Regions from separate parts of the Homo sapiens genome. Here region 1 is linked to region 2. The links are chromatin contacts, found by Hi-C in ENCODE. All regions are on one chromosome and are shown on one strand. Each heading gives the region's core, a stretch centred on a gene start or an enhancer-like site at or near the end of the contact. The rest is flanking DNA. Distances are from core to core; before and after follow the strand shown. Region 1 overlaps TNIP3 (TNFAIP3 interacting protein 3). Region 2 holds the start of NDNF (neuron derived neurotrophic factor).

The links. A loop is a pair of places that touch in the nucleus more often than their neighbours do. Pooled maps may share reads with other maps.
Region 1: a map of endothelial cell of umbilical vein shows a loop between it and region 2 (4-fold over the local background). The contact joins the enhancer-like site here to the promoter of NDNF in region 2. A Hi-C loop is called at or near these places in 2 of 168 maps with a recorded cell type or tissue (endothelial cell of umbilical vein and naive thymus-derived CD4-positive, alpha-beta T cell) and 6 of 50 pooled maps.

The regions. Positions count from the first base shown.
Region 1 is chr4:121,152,766-121,155,465 of GRCh38, forward strand. TNIP3 (TNFAIP3 interacting protein 3) reads right to left here. Exons shown (of 11, transcript NM_024873.6): 5 at 1,786-1,914. Among named protein-coding and RNA genes, the nearest start is that of TNIP3, 10 kb to the right of the region's middle. Within about 2 kb of position 1,431, at least 3 of the 41 ENCODE cell types and tissues checked have a DNase peak (open chromatin) inside an H3K27ac peak, as active enhancers do.
Region 2 is chr4:121,071,209-121,073,908 of GRCh38, forward strand. It overlaps NDNF (neuron derived neurotrophic factor), which reads right to left and starts at 1,327. Exons shown (of 4, transcript NM_024574.4): 1 at 785-1,327. NDNF-AS1 (NDNF antisense RNA 1) reads left to right here and starts at 154. Exons shown (of 3, transcript NR_187407.1): 1 at 154-372; 2 at 2,542-2,656.

The DNA.
Region 1 (2,700 bases), core at 181-2,680, 82 kb after region 2:
ATGTGTTTTCAACCCCAAAGTTTATTTTTTCTTCTAATTTTAAGAGAAATTAAACATAAACATACTTATGGGTCCCTAACAGTACTGTAGGCCTGGCCACTGTGCCTCTGGTGCCTAATGGAGGAGTTGGCACAAAAATCCTACCTTCATGGAACTAACAACCAAGATTAGTAGCTAGAAAACAAATAAAGTCATAAAAGTTAGACATTATATATACATTAGATAGTAATAAATTCCAAGGAAAAATTAAACCGGGAAATACCAGTAGTATAGTATGTAATTTTAATTAGGACAGCCAGAAAAGTCATCTTTGAGAGGTGACATTTGTATAAAGATCTGATTTTACTCAAATTATTTTTTCTCATTGAGATTTTATAATTGTAAAATCATAAAATTTTAAAATGTAAAATTTCGTGTAGAATTATTAAATTATATAATCACCGGAATGATGAAAAATTGTATTTTTCTAACTTGAAACAATTTTCTGTGAACTACAAATATGGATACACAAACATGAAGAGTGCACATGGACATGAGCAAAACTACAGCATTCTTGGCTGTTCTAATATCTACAAGGTTTATATCTTTGTGTCTACATTTAGGGAAATTAACTAGACAATGTAAGAAAACTTGTAATACGGTATCAAAAATGGGAGGATTTTAAATATAATCTCAATTATTTATAGTTCCTTTAATGCATTTGTGCAACATTTTCTGGAAAAGAAAAAAAGGGAAAAGATAGATTTTGCCCCGCATTTGTATGTCTGAGCATGGTTTTTCTGTCTTAGAGGATAAAGTATATTGTTTATGAAGTTTATCCTCATTTTCCCATTTTCTCCTGAAGAATAACTTGTCCCACACACAGATCTACTACAGGATCACATTTGCAAAGCATCCTATCAACTATGCAGGCACATACTTAATACTTTGAGGATCTTTAAATAACATCTCTGAACACCAGTTAACTACAATCATGGGCATGTGGTCCAAAATACAGGGTTTGAGCACCTGTTTCAAGTCCAATCACCTACTCTTGTTTCAGAAGACAATTTCTGTTGCTTTTATCATGAAATATCTAGTTGAGAGAGGCATATCTCAACTCAACCATGTGCTAGCGCATTCCTATGTTCCACATATGGGTTGGCTCTTGGAAAAGTCAACAGTATAGGATTATTTTTCCTGAACTAGTTAGCGACCCATTCCTCCAAAACATGAATGAACTAGTCCATAAAACAACACACACACACACACACACACCCCTGCATGCACACACGCACACTTTTCCTCTCTCTGACTTTAAAGTAGGTTTAAAGTAGGTTTTAGGCTTGCACTTGAGAGAGCTATCATCTCAGCCTTGGATTCTGCATTTAGCATGCTTCCTTAGAGTGTGTTTCACACCCAACTCCATAGTGATCATTTTAAAGAGCAGTTTGTTTCCTGAGGAAGCTTTTGCGGTTGACCAAGAGATACGTTATTGTTCGCAAACACCCACTTGCTTTATGTGGTTCTTCAAACTAAGAAATGTTCTTACTGTCTCTGTAATTCCTCCTCATTTCTCTTTCTCATGATGAATCTTTGTAGGGACAAAAATTCTCTAAAGCCTCCTTAGCCAAGTATGACTGAAAGCTGCAGCTAGGAGTGATTTATAAAATCACAGATAATTTCTTGTGCAAGCCTCCAAGGCTGGGACCCACACTGCAGCCTAGATTTTGTTGCGACTGTCAGTAAGAATGTTTTATGCAGGGACTTCTCATTTTAATCTCCCATGCTTGACCTGACTGATACCTTATTGAGGCGTTTTATTTCACATTCGTAATGTTCCTTTTCCTTGTTCGCAAGAGTATTTTTTCCCTTTAAAAGTTTATTCTCTTCTTTCAATTCATGTAATTCTTCATTTAGGCGTTCCTTTTCCTTCTGAAGTTAAGACCAAGAAAAGAAAATAAAAGTCAGTACAAGTCAAATGAGATGATATTGTAGGAATTCTGATATATCAGCCATGGCAGGCAGATTGAGGGGTCACCCTTCTGAAATACAATAAAAACAGGACCTGCAAGACTTTAAACTTAATGTTCCATTTGAGCAATATTCTTTGGATGCACACTAGAATTAGGATTGAAGGAATCTTTCTTTTATCAGAATTTACTGAAGTATCTTAGAAATTTTGTGACCCCAGGAAAAAAAAAATCAAAATTCCCAATTCTTTTTTTTTTTTTTAAAGACGAATTCTCACACTGTCTCCCGGCCTGGAGTGCAATGGTGTGATCTCAGCTCACTGCAACCTCCGCCTCCCAGGTTCAAGCAATTCTCCTGCCTCAGCCTCCCTAGTAGCTGGGATTATAGGTGCCTGCCACCACGCCCGGCTAATTTTTTATATTTTTTAGTAGAGATGGGGTTTCACTATGTTGGCCAGGCTGGTCTCAAACTCCTGACCTCGTGATCTGCCCGTCTCAGCCTCCCAAAGTGCTGGATTCCCAATTCTTACTTTCAATTATCAGACAAATGGGTCTGCAGGATAAGCAAGTCCTTATATACTGTCACTAGGTGATGGATAAGTGATTAAGAAAAATAGCTGAAAGTCTTAAAAAGAAAAAACTCTCATTGTGAGAAAACAATACTAAATATCTCAAAGCTCATTCCTGCATCATTCTGTATTAGAAAGAGGGAAAAGAGAATAATCCTTAGGCCAATAAGACCTTTCAT
Region 2 (2,700 bases), core at 77-2,576:
CGAAGCCGAGTCTCCTGGCTGGGGCCGTAGGGGGCGTCACCTCGGTGGCCGCTCTGCTCTCCGGAAGAAAGTATGAGCCGGTCCCAGGCCACCTCGCTCAGCCCAAGGAAGTTTCTATAACGATGCTCGCCTACCACGCAGAGGACAAATGAGGAGCCAGAGCGGTTGGGGGTCGGGCCAACCGAACTCCCGGCCCCGGCTGCGCAGCTCCCAGACGCCCACCAAGAACTCGTGCGCTGCCTGGACCTCTAGCTTTTCGCCCTACACGCAGACGCCCTCTGCAAAACCCCAGTCCCGCAGACTTTCCCTAGCGGCGGGCGGAGGGCATGAACCTGGAAAGGGAGGCAACAGCCCTCTTGGCAGGCGGGCAAAGTAAGTGTCCAGGCTAAGTCCGGGATAAAGGCTCCGCGGCTCCCCAGACCCCACTGCACCCCGAGCTCCCGGGTCCCAGGTCTTCCCCGCCCTTGCGCTGTCTGTCCACCTCCTCACATCTCTCCGGGCCGCCCAGCTTCGAAAGCAGCTAAATTAAAAACAAACAAACAAACAAACAACAACAACAATAAAAAAAAAAAAACGAGGGAAACCTGCTCCTGCCCCTCATGCCCTCAGCTCCTACGGATAGGGCGCCCTTGAGAAGCTTCTTGGGCCTTGAAGATTTGGGGGCGCGTGCCTCGAGCCCCCATCTCGGATGACCCTTCGGGCGTGAACGCTCCTTGTGCTAGGTCTCAGGGTGGCGGGCTAAGGCGTCGGGTCTCTGGGGCATTGCTTTCCTCTCCCCACTTACCTTAAAAAGATCTGTTTTTCGTAGGGAAAATAGAAAAAAATCCCTCCCCGTGGTGTGGTGTGCGAAATAGTCCACGTCCCCGGACCCTGCCAAGATGCTAAGCACCAATATCCAGGAACGAGAAGCCTGGAGGGCGGGGACGGAGGCAGATAAAAGAGAAAAATTCAATCCGCTGAAGTGTCCCAACTTTGCGGTCGGCACAGCAAACTTCAAAGGCGGGCGAGGGCGGGCGGCGCGCGGTCGCCGAAGTTGCTGCGAAGTGGAGTAGGGAGCCGCGCGGGGCTGGGGAATCCCGGGGCAGCGCCGAGAAGCGGCGGGAGGTCCTTTTAAACTGCAGGGAGCGTGCGGGGGCTGGGCGGCGGGAGGATGCCGCAGCGACCCGCGGGGCTGGCGCGGGCTTCGCCGGCCGCCGCTAGTCGCACAGGCGCCTGGCTGGAGCGCCGCGCGGGGTGCTGGGAGAGCCGGGCGCACGGGGCGGCAGCGGCCGTGGCGGGTGCGCTGCTCAGTTAGCTCCACTCTCTCGCGGCTGGAAGTGGGGAGTGTGTGTTCGCTCCCGAGTGTCACTGCTGAAGCCCGGAGTCTCTTCCCCTCCCAGCCCTAACCCCTCCCGCCTCACCGCTGCCCGCCCGCCCCCTCCCTCCTCTGCCCGTTGCCTCCCCCTCCGTCCCTCCTTCTCTCCCTCCCGCTGCGCGCCAGCGCGCACGCACACACACACACACACACACACACTCATACACATACACACACTCACACACAGACACCCTCTCCCTCCTTTTCTCTCTCCCTGTAGCCCTCCCTCCCTCTCTTTCTCTCACACACACACCACCCTGCTCAGCGACCCAGCGCTCCCCAAACAGGACCCTCGCGGGCGGCATCGCGAGGGACACGCTGCTGTCCTAACCTTAGCGCCACTCGGGGAGAATGAAGGAGGCCCACCGAGCCCCCGACAAAGCTGCAAAACCCAGGAGACGCGCACGCGGGACCATCACACTGTCAAGCAGACCGGGGTGCACAATAGAGGGAAACTCTGGGGTTGATCTGGGGGCAGGGAGGGGGACGTGTTAAATCCAGAAGGTTGGTGGTTGGAGGCGGAAAGCAGAGTGTGCAAACTGTGCATTCATGTCCCACTTTTCACCCGAACGCCTGCCTATCACAGCCTTCACTCAGGGAGCGCTTCCCCCTCGGCGCAGACCGAGCCTCCTCCGATTTGAAACTCAGCAGCTGTTTTAACAATTGAAAAAGCGGCCCTACAGGACCAGTGAAACGGAGCAGAGTGTGTGAAGCCATTAAGGCTGACTAGGTAATTATGATAAAAAGTTACCTAATTAGCAACCTGGCCTGGGCTTAGGAAAACCAAGAAAAAAAAAGTACCGAATGATTTGGTGATCTCATTTTTGCAACTGAGAACCTGATTTCCAGCAAACCTGGTTTTATATAAGTTCTAATAATATATAATTATTTATTAAGATATAGTGTCAGTATTGAAAACACTAGTTCTGTTATTGCCACAATGAAATTAAGGTAGGTAGGATGAAAATCAGCCTTATCCCGGTCATATTAAGAACTATGATCTTTTTTGCTAAACAGTTGGTCACAGAGGGTGGACCAATGCAGCTCCTAAAGTTTTGTGGTTCCTAGATGAAAACACTGCAGGAAATGGATTTATAAAACCGTTTACACGACATAAAATAGTTTTGTAAAATTTTTAAACACTGAAAAGGACATTTCAGATCACTGTGCAAGCATATTTTTTGCAGATGAGACAATGAGGTGAGAAAAGTCCTCATTGTATCTCCACTTAGGAGATACGATCTAGAGCAGATCCCTGGGTCATTCATTAACAAAGCTTACGAAGTCCCTGCTGTGTACCAGGTATGTCTTATGTGCTGAGATTTAGAGGTGATGGTGCTGCCTTT